Regions from separate parts of the Mus musculus genome. Here regions 2 and 3 are each linked to region 1. A link is a loop called in an ENCODE intact Hi-C map of the cell type or tissue named here. Cell type or tissue: heart. All regions are shown on one strand.

What was found. Hi-C counts contacts between places; a loop is a spot of excess contacts. Peaks named below come from ENCODE experiments on the same cell type or tissue, not always from the same donor. Only the 100,000 strongest peaks of a DNase experiment are listed, where the experiment ranks them.
Region 2: it touches region 1 in a loop (2.8-fold over the local background); 3 of 42 quality-filtered maps call a loop at or near these places.
Region 3: it touches region 1 in a loop (5-fold over the local background); 5 of 42 quality-filtered maps call a loop at or near these places.

The regions. Positions count from the first base shown.
Region 1 is chr5:33,653,762-33,661,761 of GRCm38, forward strand. It overlaps Tmem129 (transmembrane protein 129), which reads right to left and starts at 4,216. Exons shown (of 4, transcript NM_026698.3): 1 at 3,862-4,216; 2 at 1,562-2,036; 3 at 952-1,111; 4 at 1-853. The coding sequence starts at 4,066. The coding sequence ends at 605. Tacc3 (transforming, acidic coiled-coil containing protein 3) reads left to right here and starts at 4,367. Exons shown (of 15, transcript NM_001040435.3): 1 at 4,367-4,966; 2 at 7,461-7,623; 3 at 7,760-7,884. The coding sequence starts at 7,462. In heart, a CTCF peak has its summit at 4,808; DNase peaks (open chromatin) are centred at 840, 4,260, 4,680 and 5,837; H3K4me3 peaks cover 3,340 bases; H3K27ac peaks cover 2,806 bases.
Region 2 is chr5:34,184,847-34,192,846 of GRCm38, forward strand. It overlaps Mxd4 (Max dimerization protein 4), which reads right to left and starts at 2,864. Exons shown (of 6, transcript NM_010753.2): 1 at 2,664-2,864; 2 at 2,483-2,582. The coding sequence starts at 2,727. In heart, a CTCF peak has its summit at 7,261 (motif pointing left); DNase peaks (open chromatin) are centred at 1,725, 2,405, 3,005, 6,355 and 2 weaker places; H3K4me3 peaks cover 3,469 bases; H3K27ac peaks cover 2,351 bases.
Region 3 is chr5:33,778,337-33,786,336 of GRCm38, forward strand. It overlaps Letm1 (leucine zipper-EF-hand containing transmembrane protein 1), which reads right to left and starts at 4,381. Exons shown (of 14, transcript NM_019694.2): 1 at 4,138-4,381; 2 at 272-332. The coding sequence starts at 4,216. In heart, a CTCF peak has its summit at 4,092; a DNase peak (open chromatin) is centred at 4,485; H3K4me3 peaks cover 1,763 bases; H3K27ac peaks cover 1,620 bases.

The DNA of each region.
Region 1 (8,000 bases):
CCTTTCCTAGGGTTAGGAGTATGAGCTTTTGGTCTCCCCTGGACTAGAGAAGCAGGACAAGACAACAAAAGCATTGTGGACCCTCTAAAGCATATGCAACCCTCGTGAGGAACTTGGGAAAGTACTCTGTCATACCTTCCTACCAAGAAGTGGCCCCTTGGCTAGCCACAGTCACCAGGATACCCTAGAAGAGGACTTCACACTAGAGTGGCACCCTGGTGACCCTCTCAACTGTCAGTGTCTACCCAACACCATAGGGTCTGGTTTTTAACTGAAATACAGGTATGCTATGTAATAGAATTAAGGCAAACAGGCCAAATAAAGGCTCTTGAGCCAAACTCCAATGTCTTGGGGCTTTGGAGCATCCTATGTGGCATATCAGCCCCACCTGGAGGTAAACTGGAAGAGAAGAGGCTGAAGGTCCAGGGATAGGGCATTTCCATGAGAATTTCTTCTAAAACTCTTCAACTGACCATAGATAGACTCAAGGTAGAGAGTGGCTGTAGATTAAGTGTGTGCTTTAACTAGAACCTCTTGTCAAAGTCAAAGAGCTTCAGGCACTCCCCAGAAGTGGCTAGTGGAGACACAGAACATACTGTGATGCTCAGCGTACACAGCACACATCCAGGATGCAGAAGCGGGCACGGCAAGTGGGGCAGGGCACACGGCTGGCTAGCCAAGTGTCAGGGCGCTGGGGATCCTGGCGGCTGGCAAACCACTTGCCCATGCAAGTGAGACACCACATGGGTCGGCAGTAACACTGCTGGCACTCGCCGACCGCTGGCTCCTGACAGGTCTTCACCAACTTCACGCTGGCCCGTGTTTGCATGCAGCCTATACAGGGCTCCAGCTCCTACCGAGAGGCAGTTGAAAGAAAAGGGGTTACAGAAAGGCCTACAGGATGGTCCTGGGAGGAGTTCCACCCACTCTCCCACCCGGGCCAGCCCCCACCTGGTTGCTGGGTACTGAATAGGCTGGGTTGACCTCCACATGGGAAGCAAATGTTTCTAGGAAGAGGTCCCCCAGGCTCTGGCGGATGACCACATTGGCTGCACTTCGGATTGGGGCGTGGAGCTTCTCACATAGTTCGCCATATTCTGATGAATTCAGCCTGCAAGAACCATGGCTTGATGAACTGAGACCATCTGCCCTTGGGTCCACAACCTAAAGTCATTCAGAACCAAAAGCGGGCAGGGCCAGGAAAAACAAGCCACCTCGGTGAAGGCATAGCTACTAAAGATGGATGTGAAGGCAAAATCCAGAGTCACTGGTCACGAATCCCCAGCAGGATGGACAGGAAGAGTCTGGAGCTAAAGTGCCACCAAACTACATTCCTAGGCCATCACAAGAAGGTATAGGGACAGCTCAATGACAGAGCAGAAAGAGCGACAAAAAGAAAGCAGAAGGCAAAAAAAAAAAAAAAAAAAAAACCAAACTTGAAGGAGGATGACACTAAAGGGGTCAATTGACCAATGTCATATAGGCCCCAGCAGTGCCTTAGTCTTCCTCTACCTTTAACACCTCCTAAGAAGTACATGATCCACAACCACCATGTACTTACCGAATATCAAAGGGCTGTGTGCCAGGGCTGGTGCTTGCCACACGTATAGTAAGAAGCTGCACAGGTAGGTTTGAGTCTGGCGAGAGATCATGCTGCCGTGACTCTGTCACAGTCAAGTGAACATCCTGTTGCTGAGCCACATGTACACGGTATGTGGTCACCTTCATTACCCATGTGTCTGTCACAATCACTCGGGCACCAGGTGCCCCTGTAGCAAACTTGTCAATCCGTCGGAACTCTGTGTTGATGGAAGAAGCGACAGCCTGCCAACCAGACTGTGGAAGGGCATAGAGGGCCAGGGTTTGGGCCAGTGGGTGTCGGGTCCACCTATCCCAGGACCAGTAGTAGATCAGGGTACAGGAGAGAAGGGGAAGGGTCACAGCCAGGAGAAGGAAGAGTTGCCAGGCTTCTGGGGCCTGACCTGGGGAGTAGAGCTGCTTTTCTGAGGCTGCAAAGCACATGCCCATGTAGTAGCCTGCAGAAGAAAAGACATCTCAGGGGAAGACCTGGATGCTGGGGGCTCTCCTCCTCCCATGGTAACCCATCTGAACACCACAGCGCTCTCCCTGTGCTTGGGGAAGGGAAGAGCTATTTCCTTTCTGTTGCCAGCCCTGAGCCTTGTCTTGGTAACCTAGGGCATGATTAGCTCCCAGGACACGTTGCTTTTACCCCTTCACCTCCACAGCAGGCCTGCCTCAGCTCTTAGCCAGAGCAATGGTACCTCATATTAGAGGAAAGTATTTGCAATTTACTACTATAACTTCACAGACAAAGCCAAGTAGAAATCAAATAAAATCAAAGCTGCTGGTTAGTGGTGATTCATGCTTTCTATCCCAGCACTCAGGAGGCAGAGGCAGGTGGATCTGAGGCCAGCCTCATCTACTGATCTAGTTCTGGGACAGCCATGGATACACAAAGAAAAACAAACAAATAAACAAAAATTTCCTAGAAAACCAAAAGGAAACGACTTTACATAAACTGACCACTGGCCTACTTGAGACAGTTCTTTGGGCTGTATCTTGGTATCTCAATTTTGCCTCCTCTGAGGAGGCAGAGCCAACATAGCCCATCTCAAAGCTGGGACACTGAACAAGAAAATGAGCAAGTACCCAGTGATAGGGCACCTTGCTAGAACAGAGAAACCAGTTTCAGAGCCCTGTTAACCCAACAGGGAGCAACTTGAACATCAAAATGATCTGCAGATGGTAAGGTACTGTTTGAGCAGGCTCCAATCTGCAAAAAACAATAGTAACTGTTTACTTCTAGCCAATTCACTACATGTTAAAATAACTTGTTATGTAGCAACAGAAGACAGCTCCACCGTCTGTCTGCTCTCAATATGACCTCCCTGAGTGACTTGTGCTTATTAACTTTGGGTTCCTTGTTCTGGTATGGGAGTGCCCACTGGACAGCCCTTGGTCAGGAGTCCTGCCTTAGAGCCCCACACTCTTGATATGCCTTGCAGTGTACTAACTAGGTCTCCAAACCAAACTACATGACCATGCCAACTCCATCTCCAGTTCTCCAAAGGAGTCCTCTCCACCCTCCTTCTTCTCAAAACAGATCTGAGTGTTTCTATTACCACACCTGCCTCTGCCTCTCTGGAGCCTAAGCAGCTGCTTCACACCAATCATTCCTGTGCCCAGAGCTGCAAGTATGACAGACAAGCAGACATGTGTTCTCCCAGATCTATCTTTCCCTGTCCCTGTAGCTTCCAAAGGTCTCCTTCATCTGGATCCCAGACTTCAATCACTGCTATATTCCAGCAGTTTCCCCAACCTTTCCTCCAATCAGCCAACAGATGGGCCTCTCCGAGGTCCCACTAGCACTTGGGGCACCACATACCATGGCCTTGGACAGGGCCATAGACCTAGCCCGGCAAAGGAAACGCTCCATTAACATTCCCAACCTTGACCGTCTTCATCTCTGCCTGCTCTTCTTACACCCACCTTCCCCTGGGATCTCTCCAACCCCTGTTGTAATGAAATCAACAGGAGCTCTTTCCTATAGAAATCGTCCAACATAGCAAGCAGGCTGAACGATTCTGCACTCCAGCCGCAGTGATGTCAAAGACTGGAGCTTAGCCCCACCCGAGCACCACTCGCAGGACAGCGCCAGGGCCGCCGCCTCCCAACTGGAAGAGCGTATGGTGCTCTAGAGCGCTCAGCTCACAGCCAGGGCTGCAGAGATCCCGCTTGCTTGTTCATGATCTTGACCGGCTTCTGCTCCAGTTCCTCACCCTTGGAGTCTCCAAGCGCCCGGTTAAGCGCCAACCACCGGCCGGCACACAGGAGGCTCACCTAACGGCAGCAGTGAGTGACACAGTAGTGTGGCGGAAGTGCGGCGAAGGTGGTAAGGTACGAAGGCGGCGTCCTCGCTGCCCAGCCAGCCCGACAACAGATTCTGCACTGTGAGCCCGGCCGAGTAGAACTCGTTGGGCGTGAACACGAAGCACACTGCGAAGACCAGGTAGGCCAACGTGAAGGTCACCTCAGGGCTGTCCATCCCGCCACCGCTCACTGGGCCGTGCAGAGGCAGGAGAGTCCAGTTCTGGACAGTTGGTTTGTTGCCGCAGCCACCGCCGTCAGATCGCCCGCGGGGCACTCTGGGAAACGGAGTCCAAGTCCGGCTACTGGCGGGGCATCCTGCGAATCTGAGCGCCTCCTGTCCAGGCACCCGCAAAGCATTCTAGGAAATGGAGTCCCCTCCTCAGGCTGCCCGCGGGGCACTGTGGGAGACAATTTCCCTGTTGGGTTGACCCGAAGGGCACCCTGGGAGTCAGAGTCTCGCGAGGCCGCCCCCGGCATTCTGAGTGGGGAGTTCTCGGACCCTACGCTGACCCACAAGCTGTGAGCCGCCCAGACACCCCCCGTAAGGGTTCAACTTCTCCCTTACAAACAGCTCGGAGGAGACACTGCAACTGGGTCCATTTAACAGCTGAGAAAAACCGAGCCAGGGCGAACTGGTTTCCAACCGCATTCGCGGCCGACCATGAGATTTTCTGGGCCATGATGGCTCTCACAGTCACTGGCTACCAACAAGCCCTCTCGGCCCCCGATGCTAGACCACAGTTCCCATACGCCCCAACGCTCCCACTGTGCCCTCAGTCCCGGAAGCGGAACTCCCTGCGCAAGAAGGGCGGGACCAGTATGGCTTGCAATTGGCCACAGGTGGCTCTACGGAAGCCTCTTCTCCAACGCGCTGATTGGCTGTGGAACGCCAACTTTCGGTATTTGAATCTGGGGCGGGCGTAGCGGACGACGTTCCGGGACTGCGAGAGCGGACCTTGTTGGGGTTCCTTCGGCTGGGTTTCTCCTGCTCCGTTTTCTTAGCGCGAAGCGGGCACGGCGCTCCTCCCTTGCGGTGGGCGTCCGCGCGGGCCCAGGGCTTGGCAACCGTAGTCAGGTAAGGGAAACGGCGATTTTTTATTTCCCTCGGGCGCAGGGTGGGGATCAGCCCCACGGAACTTGATTCCTGCGAGCTGAGTTACCGTTCCTGTCTTCCGCAGCTTCGCTCTCTCCCTTTGTTGAGGACCCACCCCTCACTCCAGCCTCCTCTGTTCTAAACTCAGGGGATGCACCTAGCCTCCTAGGCAGGACAGGAACCTGCCCGTGGGCTGGGCTTTGCAGGCCGGCCTGCCAGTGATCTCGGTCTGACCCAGTTGATGGCCTCCAAAGAGGCCGTGCTGGTTCCTGTTCTGGTCGAGCGTGTCGTGTAGGAGAATCGCGTCTCAGAGCCAGGGACATCCGTCGCCCCAAGTCTCTTACTCCATCTTTTCTGCGAAACTATTCTGTCTGTCGTCTGTCTTCCTGAACCCAGGGATATTTCTTGTTCCTGGGTCTGTGCCTCTAAGTCCTCCTTCCGTACAGCCTGACCACAACTTCAAAATAAATGGCTTCTCTTGGAAACGCTTTCTTTCCAACTCCAGATGGTCCTGATAAGTTTCCCTTCTCTATTGCATCCTTCTCTGAACAGAGTCCTTTAAGGCTAAGGCCTTTTTCCTCAACTTTAGCTACCAGAATGACCTCATGCCTATACCTATACAATTTGGTTCAGCAATGCATATTTCCAGTCATGATCGCTTGATTGTACACTTCTGTCCATGCACTGTTCGAGGTGGGAGATGTTTCTTTCTCCTTCAACCTTCAAACTTCACCTCAGAGACCATCAGTCAACTTGAGCTTTATCATCTCCCATAGGTGATTTGACCCCATACTTGTTCTCAGAAGGACAGGTGCAGCAGCAGCAACAAAACTTCCTATGTTCCCTGCCCCACCCCTAGTCACTCCTGCACCATGAAGACATCAGAACAAGAGGAAAGGCCCCTTGTGGGTGGGACCATCTCTGGGCTGGTAGTCTTGGGTTCTATAAGAGAGCAGGCTGAGCAAGCCAGGGGAAGCAAGCCAGTAATGAACACTTTCCCCCTTTCCCCCTTGATCACTAATTGAGAAAATGCCTTACAGTTGGATCTCATGGAGGTATTTCCTCAACTGAAGCTCCTTTGTCTGTGATAACTCCAGCTGTGTCAAGTTGACACAAAACTAGCCAGTACAGGTTCTGATGTCTTCTTGGTGCAGGAGTGACTAGAGGTGGGGCAGGGAACATAGGGAAGTTTTGTTGCTGCTGTTGCACCATGGCCTCTGCATCAGCTCCTGCTTTCTGACCTGCTTGAGTTCCAGTCCTGACTTCCTTGGTGATGAACAGCAGTATGAAAGTGTAAGCCGAATAAACCCTTTCCTCCCCAACTTGCTTCTTGGTCATGATGTTTGTGCAGGAATAGAAACCCTGACTAAGACAGAACCCAAATCTGGCTTGTCAATTTTTGTCTCCAGGAACTCCCTCCAGGAGCTGGGGACATGGCTCAGACAGTATTGTGCTTGACAAATGAGCATGAGGACTTGACGTCAGATCCTCAGCACCCACCTAAATTGTGTGGTGTGGCTGCACCCATTTGTAATCCTAGCACTGGGAAGGCAGACTGGAGGATCCCTGGAGCTCCCTGGCCAGATTGTCTTGCTGAATTGGTGAGCTCCTGGGTCAGTTAGTCTAACAAGGTGGAGAACAATTGAAGAAAACACCTCCTGTCAACCTTTGACCTCCCCTTCACACACACCTCCAACCCTCATCCCATCCGAAGCAAAAGCTGAACCGATTGTTCTGCTTTCTTGCCTGAAAGACTTCACCTGAGGCTGTACAGCCCAGAGGCCTATGCTTGTAAATTCCACATCCATTTCAGTGCCCTTTCCTCATGCTTTCTGGGAAAAAAATCCTAAACATTGCTCTTGATTTGTTTTCTCTACTTTATGACCTGTGTACCTTGCTGAGCAACCTAGTCTACCTCTCTTTTGCTAAGGGAACCTCTGGTTCTGTCCCTCTCCCTCATTTCCTCAAGGCTCCTAGAGCAGAGTCAGCAATAGCTTCTCTTGATGACCTCCCTCCCCAGTACCTCTCCTTACTCCTCAACCAGAGCCCCCAAGGTTTCACCCACAAGAATCCATGGTCCCATGCCTCTGCCTCCCAAGTGCTGGGATTAAAGGTGTGCTCCACTACCACCCTATTACTTTGGTTCTCTTCAAACCAAAATTATATCCCCTAACTCTTGTCTTACAGTGTAATACATTAATGGGAGTCATTTTGAACACCTGGTTCTCTTTCCTTCTCTGCCTGAACCCTTTTAGCAGTTGGCTCAGGAAGTAGCAGTATCCTTGATGCAATACAAGGGACTCTGAGGCTTTCTCTGGAAGATGACACCTACTTGAAGTATTAAGTATACCTGTAAAGGGTACTAGCTCTACCTGTCCAGAAATAGAACATCTCCCTGCTATGCTCACGGGGCATTTCTGTACATACGCTGCAGCATCATTGACTTCCTAGTGACTAAAACATACTGTTTTCCCAGAATGAGTCTGCATGTCTTAAATGACGAAAACGTGCCCAATGAAAAGAGTTCACAGTGCCGTGATTTCCAGTTTTTGCCACCAGAACTTACCGGCAGATCATCTGTTCTTTGTCTGTCACAGAAAGAAAATGTACCACCCCAGAGCCAGGCTAAGGCCACAAATGTAAGTGCGGACTGTACTGTGTATGCTCCTCAGGTACTCTGGGACTGGCTTTCTGAGAGCCTTGCACTGTAGCAGGTTGGCTTGCTTGTGAGGGCGTGTATCATGGAGCATATGCACTCTCCTCGACTTTCACTAGGTGACGTTCCAGACACCACCTCGGGATCCACAGACACACAGGATCTTAAGTCCTAACATGACCAATAAGCGTGAGGCTCCTTTTGGATTACAAAATGACCACTGTGTCTTCTTACAGAAAGAAAAGTAAGTGTGGATGCCTTTCACTGTTCTTCAGTACTGTCTGTCCTCTCTGAGGGTTGTTGCAAAATCTTCCAGTCCTGTCCTATCTAGACTTTCTTCTCTTGATCACTGTCCTTAAG
Region 2 (8,000 bases), 530 kb after region 1:
CTGTGAGAAATGCATGCTTTCTGGGCCTGTAGGTACATAGCAGGACATAGAAGATGGCCAATCCCCCTTCTCTCAGGAACTGCATTATATAGAATATGTAACCCTGAGACCAACTTTACCTTCCCTGGGAACAGTGACCCCATGGGCTGCTTGAACCTCACTGGCCAAGCCCATTCACCCAGACCACAGGTTCTGAACACTCAGGTTTCCAAGTGACTCTCAATCTAAGGGAATGTCACAGACCAACACAGGCTTCTAGGTCCCCGGACTGCTGCACTTAAGAGCAGAAAGATCAGGACACACCCAGACCAAGGCCCTCCCTGTGCTCTGCTGTTGCCCACCTGTCCTTTCCTCTGCTGCTCTAAGAGCCTGGATCTGGGATCTTTTACCAAAAAATGTGTACACTCTGCCTGGCCCATCATTCTTTGACACCATCAGGGTACTAGCTCACCTATGTTCCCTCTGGCCCTGGATTCCTCAACTCTTCCAAAACCTGCTGCTAGTCACTCAGGCTGGGCCAGAGCCTCAGAATCCCTCCACAGGCCAACCAGAGCCAAGAAGGCAGTGCAGAAACCCCTTGATGTCCTCTGGAGAACCTGTCTTTCAGTTCTCTAAATGGCAGCCTGACTGGGTCTACAGGTCTGCTAGTTTATGTAGCAGGCTAGGGTCAGCAGGAACCTTAAGTATTGAGGAGTCCCCTCACCTCCTGCACCAGAGGATACTACTTGTCTTGCCAGCTCCCAATCCCTGGACTACAGGGCCACTCTAGCAGCATGTGTGTTGGCCTTTCTTGGAACTCTTTCGGAGTCCAGAGATCCCGTGGGGGGAGGGGGGGTATTGTGCCTGAGGAGAGGCCATCGTTGTGTCAGATGCTGCCTGGGCACCACCTTGATCTGACCCTTCTGCTTATATTCTCAAAGTACTTGACCCTAAAGGCACCCTCCCATGGAGTCACTGCCATTAGAGACCTAGCCATCACTCACCCTAGCCTGCTATACCAGGGCCTGTCCTTCATTTTGCCAGGACACAGAAGGTTCAGAACTGCCCTGCCACATCTGAAATCCCAGCTTCTCAACTGAGCTGGCTGAGAATAGCCTCTGAGCAGTGACTGGGGAGGGGAGGGCTGTGTCTGCCACCCTAAGGCTTCAGGTCTTGAAGGAGTACACTCTGTCCAAGGAAGCTTCAGGGGAGGTGCACCCAAGTCCAGTCAGAGAGGCCCTTTGCATCCCCTGCCCCTTGCACCCAGTTCTCCCCATCCCAGAAGAAGATGGAAGGCTAGGACCTCATCCAGGAACAGGGTGGTTAAGCAGCCCTACCCAAGTAACTGAATCTGTCTATGCCTTGGCTTCCTCGGTTGTAAAATGGAGGTCAAAATAAGGCTTCATTTACAAGGCTGGGTCAGATTCTTACTTGTGTATATGGCAGAAGCATTCAAGGGCCTCAGCTCAGGAATGCTACCATTCCTATCAGCTGTGGGTACTCCATGCCACAGGAAGCTGAGCTCCCAAACCTGGGGTTTAGGGCAGACAGAAGCCGGGTCCAGGCCATCTCACTGTGGAAGCTTGGGGCAGTGAGGCCTCCAACACACTTAAGTCCTTCTGCAAACTGTTCAAAGCAAGAGACCAGGGGCTGGGACTCAGGCCGTTGGTAATTCAACCTGTTCTTTGCCAGGCCTAGGACACCACAGAAATGGGTCCTTGTGCCAGCCTCTCTGTTTCCCAAGAACAGACAGGCCACAGGAATGAGCCGCACCCTCTGCCAAGGGGCCCTGAAGCCCCCAGCCTGCTAAGGAAGCTCTCAGACTGACCACACAGGAGTAGCTGGGCCAAAGTTAGCCCCTAGACAGTGTCAGGTGTGCCCTGGATCCCACTGCAGCCAGGAAGGTGGAACCTTTAGCAGTCCTAGCCATACCTAAACCTCAGCTTCAGGGCTTCCTCCAAACACAAGGCCAAGGCAAACAGTGTAGTTGAGCCCTGGAACTTTTGAGAGAAATAGCTCCCTGCAGCTCTTCGCGACAAAGCCAGCCCTATGCTTGTGGTTGGAGTTTCCTTGTCAATAAGCTGCGCAGGACGCTTAAGTAGCCAGAGAGAGGTCTCTGTCCAGGCTCCTGGGGATAAGGTGCTGGGTCTAAGAGCAAAGCCAGCTCCGAGAAGTGCAAGGGAGGGAGGAGTCCCCAATTAGGCCCAAACTAGGGAGTAGCGGTCGGCACCAACTGACAACTCCTCTCCGGTCTGGAAAAGTCCAGAACGGCCCTCGGCGAGCGCGGCCGCTGTACGCGTGGCACTGTTTACGGCGGCGGGGAGGCGCGGCCGCGGGAAGATGGCGACGCGCGGGCGGGGCCGGCACCTCCTCCAGGCCGGCCGCCCGGGTGCGCGCAGGACTGTACTGGGGACGCAGAGAGGACGGGGACACTCGGGTGGGGCCGACCCGAGCTGGCTTGGCACAGCGCGCGGGGGTGGGAGGTGGGGGTTGGGGGCGGTACCTGTTGTTCGGGGCCTTGCGCACCAGGCCGGCCGTCTTTGTTTTCTTCCTTGCGAAGTCGCCGTCGAAGGGCAGCACGGAGGCGTAGCCGTGCTCGGCCTCTGCGGGACAGACGGTGCGGTCAGCGGCCCCCTGCGCCCGCCCGCCGCCCGCCCACCCTGGCACAAAGGGGCGCGGGCTACCTCGGTCCCTACGCTCCAGGTACTCGGCCGCCTCCAACAGCAGCAGCAGAGAGTTCAGCTCCATCCTGCCGCCCGCGCACGGGACGGCGGCGGCGGCGGCTGCCCGGCGCGCTCCTGCCGGCTCTGCTCGCCGCACGCCCCGCGCCTGGCGGCACACCAGCCCGACTCGCGGACTCCAGCGCTGGGCCGCCACCCTCTGCCTCAGGCCCTCAAATTGACACATAAGTCGAGCAGCAGTCGACGCAGCCAATAGGTGTGGGCGCTCCGGCTTAGGGGGCGGGTTCTTGTCTAGCCTTGCCCAATAGGGACTGGCCGAACGCCTCGGGCAGAGCTGAGAATGTTGACAGATGCGAAGCTTGGCTAGGATAGGCTGGCTCCAGTAGTAACAATTTAGAAGCCCAAGCTTAGCAACAGCACGTGGTGGCCCAGCCCCAGTGCTCGCTGACTGGCGGCCATCGTGCATGTTAAGTAGGCATTGCACGCCGATTGGGCCAGAACGGTCTATGTAAATTGAGTCCGCGGACCAATGGCCAGTGACAGGGCGTGGGGCCAATGAGGACGCCCGGGCAGGACCGGTTGCCGAGAGGAAGCACTGTGTGGTGGGACTGCTGCCCGGCCTACGCGGGGGCCAGGAGGACGTGGACCGTGTCTCGGGAGACACCAGGCAGGATGCGCTGCGGACACGCGCCCTGGCGCTTTGTCGTGCCCATGCATGTCGTGCGCAACGACCTGTTGCCCGGAGTCAGTTGGTACCATAGTCTCGGTGGAGGACCAGGCTTGGGGCCTGATAGGGGCGGGCGCTGGGATCTCGCTAAAGAACAGCAAAGGACACCTGTCTCTGGCAGGAATATTGGCTTCAGGGAAGGCTAAAACTTGGAGACAGGGACGCAGACCATTGGAATCTAAAAGCCTCTCAGATGTCAGACCCAAAGTAGGCAGGATCAGCCATCAGGAGTAAAAAGGAAGGCCACCAGGGTTAAGGGAGAGGCACCAAGAGCTACTGACACTACTGAGCAAGAGGGATCCGTGAGTGTCTGTTTGCGGTGCTTGGTCTGAGGGTAGAGCCGTGCCAAGAGCCAGGCTATGGTGACAAGAGGGTGAACTCTTCAGCAAACTCCTGGCCCTAATGACCCGAGGCCCTCATGCTGGCCTATAGATGCATGGGGGACAGACAGCTCAAGATGCCCTAACACCATCCTCTGTATCCATCCTCTCCCACCCCTTGATCCTCTCTCTGTTATTAGGTTGAGGACAAAATAGCAGGCTGGAGAGTTCTGTGGGAAATAAGGTGGCTAGATAGCAGCTCTTAAAATGGAAGGAAGGTACTGTAGCAAACAACAAAGATTATTAGCATTGAATTTACTTTAGGACCAAGGTGGATGCATTGTGCACACTTCCTTGTGGCTCTCCATATGCCCAATATGCAGATAAGGAAACTTGCAGTGTCCCCTTGAAATAGAAAGATGGAGATTACTGCTCCCACACCCAGAGCTGTTAACAATCTGGGAATGTGGAAACCAGAACCACCTCCCTCCCAGCCTGGGTGTGAGCCACAGATGTCTGACCTGTGGGGCAGGATTAAGAATAACAGGTGCTCTGATGGCGCCCTGAAAAAAACAAAAGAGGAACCTCATGCGGTCATAAACAGTCCTGTATAGACACTGAAAGAACTCCTTAGTATTGGTTGAAGTGCCTCTCTGACCAAGCCCACAATCACTCCAGGGCCAGGGCTGTCCAGAGCTGTAAAGGAGAAGGGTGTCCATCTTTCTGGAGCATTGAGGCCCATGCTCAATGCTGAGCTTTGGGCCCCTGAGCTTAGCATGCGGGCCCAGCATTTTGAAGGGTGCACCTTTGCTTTGGCAGGCTGGTGAGTTGCCTCTAAGTGCTAAGGCAAGCCTGACCTCCCCAGCCTGCTCCCTCCTCCTACTGGGATGGGATGCTGTGGTGTGTTGAAGTGGAGCACAAGAATAGCCTCCTAGCCTTGGAAATTTTTAATCTCAACTGGGGACACTAGCTCCCACCAGCTGCATCCAAGACAAAGCACTTTCCTGTGCCAGAAGTGCTCTCCCTCTCCAAGAGCATGTGAACGCTGGGAGGAGTGGGTAGTGGTGACCTGATAGGTAAAAGTCAGCTCTAGAGAAGTCCCAGGGGCAGGACAGCAAGCCTGCTGCTCAAGGAGGCTGCAGAATGAGCTGGCTTCCCAGGGGAGATCTGGAAGCCTCTGCTCAGAACAGGAAGTGGCTTGCAAGTACAAAGGGCAAGTTTGTCCCCTTTAGACCAGAGGGGTCTCTCCACCCATGGCCTTCAGATGGGGCAGGGGCACCAGCAGTGCCTGTGTGCATCTGTGTCCCAAAGTTCCCAAGATCTGGGGAAAGGAGGCATCAGGCTGGCCAACCAAGACCACCTTCCTCATCAAAGGTCACTGTGACATGCCAGGCCCATCCAGAGAAAGCTAGTGCCTTGTATAGACAGAGCCCAGACTTTCCCAATTGGAAACTGTGGAGTCCAAGGTGGTAAGAAGGAAGACACCTCCATCTTGCCACTGCATTGGCCCAAGTCCTCAGTGCCATCTTCCCTCACAAATGGTAAATTCAGCATGACCCAGGAGAAAGGACATAGAGCCTCCCCGAGTTTGGGTAGATGACCAGGGATAACAGGTCTTTGATCTGCCTGGCCTTTCCCTAACTGGCCTTCCTACCTCTGTTTCTCTGACTAGGAATGAGGCTCTAGCACCCATTTCTGGGACATTTGGAGAATTGACCAAAGAGCTTTGGGTCCAGTATGAGAAAGGGCCGCTTTACCACCACCACCACCACCACCACCACCACCACCACCACCACACACACACACACACACACACACACACACACACACACACACAAACACAGTGATGAGAAACTACTAGAAGGCTGCTCTTAGGTCTTTTCCCACTTACTCAGTCCTGGCTTCCTTTCTCTGGGACCAGGATCAGCAGTTTTACAGTAGACAGTACCCTTATACTTTCCTGTCCAGGTATGGCAACATTTCCCAGGCTTCTTAGGACCAGGGCGTGTGCCACACAGCCAGAGTAGAAATGTTGGTGAGGCCTACTCCCCCCTCCCCCTCCCCCTCTGATTACCTGACCTTGACCCTGCTTCCTCTCCTTGCACCTTTGGCCACTTCGGTCATTGTAGTAGACACCCAGAGCCATCAGGCCACAACCCTAGCATCCTTGTTTGCTTATGTCCTTGTCCACTTGTCAGAATCCTGCAGTCACACCTGACTCTCCTCACAACCTCAGTAGGTGGCTCCTCCAGGAGAGGTCTGGATCTGTAGGATGGCAGGCTCAGCATGGAAAGTCACAGTGAGCTCAGTCCTCCAGAAGCCTCTACTACCTGCACACACAGGCCCGTTGTGTGCCTACAGCAGGGAAGACTATATAGAGGTTCCGTTTGAGTCCCTCCCTGAGAGCCATTCTGGAGTCTTGTATGGCTATGACGGGTAGGCTCTCTAAGCCTCAGTTTCCCTAACTATAAAACAAGAATGACAACCCCTAGCTTTCGTAGGGGTTTAGTGACACACTGATGGGTGTATGACAAACCCTAGGTAGTGGCAGCGCCTGGGTAACAGAAGGATTATGTACAGCACTCCTAGGAAGCACTGCAAAGCCCTGGCCACGCCCATGATGAAATGGAGCCCATAGGGGCAGGCTTACCCAGCCACAACCGGTCAGAATCTGGGGTGGAGCTGAGGCTGCCAGGCTGGCCAGTCACAAGCACCAGGCCTGGTCTCCAAGCACTTGGAGGCCTTCCAGAAAGTTTGACATACAAGAAAACACTGTGTTCAGAATACAAAAGGAAAACAAGAAAAACCAAAATATATCAAGATGTAATCAACTGTCTATAGAAACTAATATAATGTCAATATTATTTTTAAATTTAAAAATAAATCAGTTCATTGTATCTGTGAATGATTTGTGGAGTGGAGGGTCTGTCCCTGGACACATATCACTGTGGGGTCCTCCTTCTTGGAGGTCAGACATGAACCAGAGGGGCTGTGCTCTGCTCTGTGTGTGCGACGGATGGGAGTCAGCACTGCTATCAAACAAGGCTTCCTGTGTGCCTGGGAGGAATCACAGGCTTTGGAGGAAGAGATGGCATGAATAGGGACTTGGGGTCCTTATTACCTCCTCCAGCTTCCTCTGCACATCCTAACAGCACCTGGCCCATAGAGGCCATAGAACCTCTTAATCAAGGGTGCAGTTAGCTCCTCCCAAACCCTACCTGTGAAAAGTACCCAGTTCTAGCCTGGACTCTTCCTCCTGGCCTCCCAGAGCTTCCAGGACATGTCTTCCTTGCTCTCTGCTATTACTGTGCCAGCTATAGACCCCTCTGGGCCCTGCACCCATCTTCAGGATCTTGAAAACTACGCATGGCTACTAGATCTATCCGTGTTGGGATTCTGTCTGGAATTAGGGTGCCAGTTACAGACTCCTGCATGGGAACACACACACACACACACACACACACACACACACACACACACACACACCCCTGAAGAGGCATGAACTGCCCCCTGGTGGCAACTAGGGGCTGAACTAGAATTCTGGCTGGTCAAGGACAGAGAAAGGAGAGGAAAATCAGACTTCAAATTCATGCTTCACGTGGCCGCAAGAGCCATCCTAACCACAGGACACCAAAAGTCCTTCAGAGTCCCATGTCCTGCCACATGCCCCAGGGTCACTATATGTCTGACTTATGGCTACTTTTTCTCCACTCAGCCTAGAACTCAGCTGAGAATGCAGTGGAAATACCATGCTGCCTTCCATCCAGGGCTACCCTGGGCTCCTTGCTGCCTTCCATCCAGGGCTACCCTGGGCTCCTTGGAGTAGGCAGATAGGGATGGAAGACAAGTTAGTTATTCAAATGAGCTTCAAGCAAGGGGCCTATGCATCAAAGCAACCTCTAAAATCTCACGTGCACAGGTGGAACTCCCTATAAGCATTTCAGTGGGCACTGAGTAGTCCCCTATGGAGGTGACAAAGTGGGACTCTACAGTGATTTAAATGAGACTGTCCCCTACAGTCTCAGATGTGTGAACACTTGGTCCCTAGATGGTGGCATTGTGTGGGAAGGTCTTGTGTGTAGCCTTGTATGTTACTGAGGTGGGCTTTGGAAGTTTATAGTCTTGACTCATGTCCAATTCTCTCTCTCTCTCTCTCTCTCTCTCTCTCTCTCTCTCTCTCTCTCTCTCTCTCTCTCCTTCATACTGTGATAAAGGATGTACGCCTTTGGAGTTCTGTCCTGACACCATGCCTGTCATTTCCGCCATTCTTCCACACCATGATGGATTCATTCC
Region 3 (8,000 bases), 120 kb after region 1:
GCCAGTAACTGCTACTGGCGTTATAAGTACTAACTCTCCTAAAACTGGCCAACATTATATGGTTATAACCATCAAAATAAATAGATGGGGATTTAAAAGAAACAAAACCAAGAAATAAGGAGGAAGAAGCTGTCAGTTCCCTGACAAAGTCCAGGTGCACAGCCTGCAGCCTCCAGCACACATGGACAGTGACATATTCAGTCATGGGGTACACAGCCTGCAGCCTCCAGCACACATGGACAGTGACATATTCAGTCATGGGCTTACTTACTCACGGCTCGTCAACCCCAGGGTCCTGGTACAGCTGAGACAAGCTCGATCCCTCAGACTACCTACAACAAAAACAAAGAAAAGGTAAGCAAACAGGTGTCAAACAGGCATCTCTGAAGATTTGAATGGAACCCCAATGGGAGGTTTTTGGGAGACTGTTGTGAATGACGGTGGGCTTCAGAGCATGGCGGGACAGAGCATTTAATCGCCCCAGTTTGGGAAATGGGTCTCAGGCTGAGCCACAGGGAGGAGCACTACAGGGGAGCACTGAGGAAGGTGGGCTCTCCCAACGCGGGGCCCTTTCCAGCTACAGTTGCTGGCAGGCAGGGGGAAGGGCACACTGACTCCTAACAAACAGTCCTACAGACCAAACCTCAATTCCAAAGGACAAGAACTGAGAACTAGCAAGTGCTAAGAAGCCTTTACAGGGCAAGCAAGATGGCTCAGTAGATAAAAGCACTTGCCACCAAGACCACAGAGTTCATGATCAGGGCCCACATGGTAGGGGAAATAACTCCCAACAAGTTGTCTTCTGACCTCCACAAGCTTGCCATGGCATATCCAGGCAGGCAGGCAGGCAGGCAGGCAGGCAGGCAGGCAGGCAGACACACACACACACACACACACACACACACACACACACACACACTAAATATAACTAAAGCAAAACTTTAAAAGAGGCCATGCCTGGAAAACACTAGGAATGAAATATACTCTCAGTGCTTTCCCTAATCCACTCTAATTCTCCTAAGACATGAAGTTGAGAGTCTATTCACAACATTGCTATGTGAGGCAGGAAGGAAGCAGAGCACAGGCTTCCAGCACAGTGGGGACCAGAGGTCCCATTCTCAAAGGGGCCACATGGCCTGTGTTGATTTCAGGCAATAGCAGGGGCCAACAAGGCAGTAGGTAACACGCTGCCCCAATCCTCCATGCAATGGGAGTAGCACTAAAGACGTTCATTTACCATTTTATGTCAGGAGGGAACTCTTCTGGCTCTATGGAAAAAAGGTCACATTTAGGGTCTGGTAGCACTGGGGCTAAACTCTGGTTGTTCCCTCACCACCATAAGCAATTGATATTGACTACATGGGTTTTTTTGTTTGTTTGTTTTTTGTTTTAAATATAAAATCATCTGTTTTTAAATTTTACTTCACATTTATTTATTGCATATATACTCGTTCAGAGGTCAGAGGACAGCTCTCAAGATTTGGTTCTCTCCTTCCACCACATGGGTCCTAGGATTTTTCAGGTCAAAAAAACAAGAACCCAGCCTCTAGCTGGCCCTCAGCTACATTCTTACAAGAATAAGCATCAACTGTTACATTTAAAGTACACAAACCTTTCCAGATTCTTCTTAATTCAAAGAGGCCTACAATTTCCTCTCTGCCCCTTCCAATCCTAGTTTTATAGGATTTGGCTCAGAATCATCCCCACAGCACACAGAAGACAGCCTGGGTAGATCTTATTCTGATGTTTCTGTCCTACCAGCTCCCTTCCTGGGTCCCCACCCCCACCCTCCCAACCAAATCTGAAGGCTGTTCCTGCTCCACTATTGATGCCATCCAGGGTGATAGGCTCACAGGTATTCCACTATAGCTGCTCAGACTGCCTGCAGTTCTGCTCTCTGCTCAGCAGTTAAAAGTACTTGCTGCTCTTGCAGAGGACTTGGGTTCAGTTCCCAATGCTCATACTGGCTGGTTCCTATTTGCCTGTACTCCAATACCTCCATGGGCACCTGCACACATAGAGAACACGTTCCCACATAAACACACAAGAATGCCTACATTTTTAAAATCTAAAATAAAATAATAAATTTGAAGGGTTAAAATACTCTTGGTTTTGATAATTTGCTAGAACAATTCACAGGACCCAGCAAAGTCAGTTTATCACAAAGGACACAAGTGAGTAGTCAGAGGAGACATGGGATATGACCAGGAGAGACCTGAACAAGGCAGGTTCTTTTTGCAGTATTCTTTCCTCGGGCCCACTGACCACTCTCTACTCCCCGCCTCTCTGGAGGCCCCACTTCTCTTCTCAGGCAGGTAGAAAGAGCTCCTTATGAGTAACAAACCCATTGATATCTATCACTCCCAAAGCTTTAGGAGTGTCAGACCCAGGGAGAAAGACTAAACGTCTTTGCCTAATTTTCTGATTTACTCCTGGCTTCCAGGAGACCTTTACTTCTTCCCAAGCAATGTCCTTCCCCTGGCATTCATGCAAAGCCTCCAGGTCGAGTGCACCTCGCAGCTGTCAAAAGCTGCAGGAACTTGTCTCACTCCAAGCCAGTCCTCTTTTGCCTACCTGAGCCTTGACTAGTCCTAACAGGTTTACAATATGGCATGGTAGCCTCTAGACTGGATGCTCTCCCACACACCCCAGGATCATTCAATCCCGCTTCCACATACCAAGTGTCTTCCTCTCACCAAGAACAGCACAGAAAGGGGAAAGGAAAGGATCTTCAGGGTGGACACTTGGCAAGCACACTTCCGCTGGGGAACCAGGTCAACTCAACATCAACAAGAGTAGCTGTGGGGCCTTGGCTTCATGAGATGAGCAAGGCACACTTAAAACCTCTCCAGGAACCCATCAGCAGAACACCAAAAGAGAAATCTTACAACACACCTGACCTAAGCACTCCTCAAAACTGTCAAGGTCATGGAAAGCAAACATAACCTGAGAAACGGTTACAACTTGAAGAGCCAAAAGGACAAATGTAATGTGGTGCCATGGAAAAATATAACGAGAAAATCAGAATAAAGTATGTCACACAAAAGTGAAGAAGAAGGTAAGTACTCAAGAATAAAGAACACTTTGATACAAAGTTGGCCTCAATTTATCCTCTAAGACTAAAAAGTCAGGATGTCCATCCTGTGCCTGTTGGCTCTGGGCACATCATTACAGGGAGAGCAGGGGCTTGCTACCCAGTAATGCTCTATTGTTCCACATCTAACCAGCTGACAGGAGTCTAACCACTGTCAGGGAAGCAGCATTTTTGTTCCAAGGGAACTGGGTTAACTAAAGAAAACATTCTTGTGCCTGGAATAATAACACACACACACAATATCAACTAATTTGAAAGCCATAAACATGCCAGAGAAATAAGAAAAGGCAGAAGTACATTATGGTATCCTGAACAAGTCAACAGGTAGACAGCGCTTATAGCAGAGACAGCTTGAAAAACCACACCAAACCCAGGGACACTCTGCTCTTTCCACGCATCCTAACTGGTTTTGCTGTTTGTTTTTAAGACTGGATCTTGTGCCCTGCCTGGCCTGAAATTTTAAATGGTCTGGAGTTCAGAGATTCACATGCCTCTGTTTCCAGGGTGCTGGGGGTAAAGGTGTGTGCCCCCATGCCTGGCTCCACACCATACCCGACTCTCCAATACTGTTAAGGTGACAAGAACTGTACTTCTACCAAGAAACCATAAGGTCTTGGGTCCCACTCTCACAGGCTGTTTCAACCTTACAAATAGGACACATATAAGTTTCCTTGGAAAGCACGGTCATCAGCCACCCCACCCCAGGGAGTGGCCCACTAAGCTGGCATCAACCACAACCCAATCTCCTTGTCCCAGAGTTCTGGCTTCCAAGCCTGAACTGGCCAAAGGGCAGGACAGGGCTCGATTCATCTTCGAGGGGAGCGGCAGGGAAGCCACGGCCCTAAGGAACTTTCTCAGCGCCTCGGTCGGCAGCAGTGACCTGCGGCGACCTGGGCAACTAAGGTCACAGGAAGCTGTCCAGCACAAGCGGCTCAGAGCGGCCCGGTGCTTGTCATTGCCGCGCTGCCTCGGGGCACGGAAGGGGGCGTCCCGCGCTGGCTCCCGGTCGCCCACAACAGGTCGTTTGCGCAGCACCAGCTTACCCCGCGGGGAGGCGGCCCGAGGTGGCGCGAGGCGGGCAGGCCCCCGGCCCCGGCAGCTCCTGAGCAAGATGGACGCCATGCGCCCGCCGCGGCGGCGTTCTATAGCTGCCTCAGCTTCCTCGGCGGATCTTGGCCGTCCCGGCGCCTGGGCCCAGCCCGCGCGGACGGTTGACGGCAGAGGTTGGCTCCGGCAGCAAGCGCTCAGCTCAAGGACCCGGCATCCGCAGCGGCCATGTCCCGGCACAAACGTCCGTAGGCGCGGGGCGGAACAGGCCTGGCCGGCACGGCTCCCATTGGCCCTGCGGCACCCGCCCTGGCCAGGTGAGGGGCGAGCCCGCCCAACAGACTACAAGGCCCAGCGTGCATCCGGGAGGCTTGCCTCTCCCGACTACAAGTCCCAGCGTGCGCCGAGTCTTGGGTTTTCTTGATGAGCTCAGATCTATCTGGAGTTCCTCTTGCATCTTAGCAGTGCCTAGCTTCTGATTTGGGGCTGCGGGCACAGAGGCGGCAAAAGAACTGGCATCTATTTTCATAACTACTAAGCCCTATATTATACTAGCCCATAGCAGATGGCTCATGGGACTTTAAGGAAGGGTGGTGGGTAGGGAACATAACTCTGCGAGGCTGTTAATTGGTCCCACCTCCTTGCTTCGCGTCAGGACGAGCAACCTTAGTAGTGGGCTGCACTCCTGGCAGGTCCCCTCTATGGTAGCTCACAGCCACCCCTGCCCACTCCAAAATAGACCTGGCAGCATCCTCTTCTTTAAAGGGTGGTGGCTGGAATGGCAGGCTTCAGGATTGTGGAAACCCAGGACTATACACACTCTGGTGCTCCAGAGCAGCCACCCTCTCCACAGATCTGTATCCCGACCCAGGGACACCAGACCGTTCCTGGAGACTTCCCTCACTGCTTTCCACCTCCTGCCTTTGTGGAATGCCTTTTCCGTTCCTTCTACGTTCCTGTGGGAGTGAACTCAGAATAGTAGGTGAAGATCTTCAGTATGAGGTTAATGCATTTTTTTTTTTTCTGATGAACAGGTGCTCAAGTCCTAATTCCAGCTGGCTCCCAGCGAGGACGCTTCACTAGTATCCCAGCACAGCCCATTGGGAAGAAGTAACCTATCTGGTCATTTTCTGAATCAGAACCTAAAAGCTGGGCCAGTGTAGGCCAGAATCCCTATCTCAGGACTCAGGTGGCAGAGAATCTCCTAAGACGTTTGGAACCTCTCTTGTGCACACGGTAATGTACATTGTGGGCATCAGATACAGAATTAAGTCAAGTGTAGGGATTCCCTGAAAGGGCTGATGACCTAAACCAAAGAACTGAAGTTTCTTAGCCAAGCTGAGAAACTTCCACCAATAAGAACACTTGCCTGACCAAAGAGGAGGAGGAGGAGGAAAGCAAAGCCAAGCCAAAGTAGTAATGACAACTGAGGAATACCGAATGGCTGAGAAGCACCTAAAGAAATGTTCAACATCCTTAATCATCAGGGAAATGCAAATCAAAACAACCCTGAGATTCCACCTTACACCAGTCAGAATGGATAAGATCAAAACCTCAGGTGACAGCAGATGCTGGTGAGGGTGTGGAGAAAGAGGAACACTCCTCCATTGCTGGTGGAATTGCAAGTTTGTACAACCACTCTGGAAATCAGTTTGGCAGTTCCTCAGAAAATTGGACATAGTACTACCTGAGGACCCAGCTATACCACTCCTGGTCATATACCCAGAAGATGATCCAACATGCAATAAGGACACATGCTCCACTATGTTCATAGCAGCCTTATTTATAATAGCCAGGAGCTGGAAAGAACCCAGATGTTCTCAACAGAGGAATGGATACAGAAAATGTGGTACATTTACACAATGGAGTACTACTCAGCTATTAAAAACAATGAATTCACCGGGCACTGGTGGTGCACGCCTTTAATCCCATCATTTGGGAGGCAGAGGCAGGCAGATTTCTGAGTTCCAGGTCAACCAGGGCTACACAGAGAAACCGCCTCAAAAAAACAAAAAAACAAAAACAAAAAACCAACCAACCAACCAAACAAACAAACAAAAACTCCAAAACAATGAATTCGTGAAATTCTTAGGCAAATGGATAGAACTAGAAAATATCATCCTGAGTGAGGTAACCAAATTGAAAAAGAACACACATGATATGCAGTTGCTGATAAGTGGATATTAGCCCAAAAGCTCCAAATAACCAGGATATAATTCACAGATCACATGAAGCTCAATAAGAAGGAAGACCAAAGTATGGGTGTTTCAGTCCTTCTTAGAAGGAGAACAAAATACTCATAGGAGCAAATATGGAGATGAAAGTGTTGAGCAGAGACTGAAGGAAAGGCCACCCAGAAACTGTCTCACCTGGGGATTCATCCCATACACAGTTACCAAATCCAAACACTATTGTGGATGCCAAGAAGTGCATGCTGAAAGGAGCCTGATATGGCTGTTTCCTGAGAGACCCTGCCAGAGCCTTACAAATACAGAGGCAGATGTTCACAGCCAACCATTGGATGGAGCACAGGGTCCCCAATAGAGGAGTTAGAGAAGGGACTGAAGGAGTTGAAGGGGTTTGCAAGGAAGAACAACAATATCAACCAACCAGACCCCCACCCCAGAACTCCCAGGGACTAAGCCATCAACAGAGGAGTACACATGGCTCTAGCTGAATATGTAGCAGAGGATGGCCTTGTCATGCATCAATGGGAGGAGAGGTCCTTGGTCCTAGGAAGGCTTTATAGATGCCCCAGTATAGGGGAATGAAAGACAGGGAGGTGGAGGCGGATGGGTGGGTAGAGGAACACCCTCATAGAAGCAGGAGGAGGGAGGATAGGATAGGGGGTTTCCAGGAGGGAGGTGTACTGGCTAGTTTTGTGTCAACTTGACACAGCTGGAGTTATCACAGAGAAAGGAGCTTCAGTTGAGGAAATGCCTCCATAAGATCCAACTAACTGTAAGGCATTTTCTCAATTAGTGGTCAAGGGGGAAAGGCCCCTTGTGGGTGGGACCATCTCTGGGCTGGTAGTCTTGGGTTGTATAAGAGAGCAGGCTGAGCAAGCCAGAGGAAGCAAGCCAGTAAAGAACATCCCTCCATGGCCTCTGCATCAGCTCTTGATTTCTGACCTGCTTGAGTTCCAGACCTGACTTCCTTGGTGATGAACAGCAGTATGGAAGTGTAAGCTGAATAAACCCTTTCCTCCCCAACTTGTTTCTTGGTCATGATGTTTGTGCAGGAATAGAAACCCTGATTAAGACAAATTGGTACCAGCATGGTGGGGTATTCCTGTGACAACCTGACCATGTTTTGGGGAGGACTGTGGAAGGACTTTGGAACTTTGGGCTTGAAGATCCATTCGTTGTTAAGAGCTCTGTCAGATATTGTGTAGGAGCTTGGAAGATAATGGTGAAAACAGTGCAGAAGATGGAGGTCTGGCTTGTGAAATTTCAGAGGGAAAATTAAAGAGACTTTTCAGGGCCATTGCTGTTTTGATTGTGAAGATTCTGTAGTTCTGGTTAGCTGGGGCTGAAGAATCAGCTGTGATTAACAAGATACCAGAACTACAAAAGCAAAAACTTTGCATTACTGGGACTATTGATGCTGGTTAGCTGGAGCTAAGAAATTAGCGGTGATTAAGAAGAGACCAGCATCATTGAGGTGATATCTTCTGGGAAGTGGTTTTTTGAGAGCACAGAGGCTGTGTTCCAGAGATAGCCAAGGTTGTACCTTGTGCTGTGGCTGGACTTGGTAATGTGTAAGAGTCACCCAGGTTTGAAGGCATGAAGGGGTCACGCAGAGCACCTGAGGTTTGGCACTGTGAGAGGCCATGGAAGGCCATTGGTGAAGGTGCAGC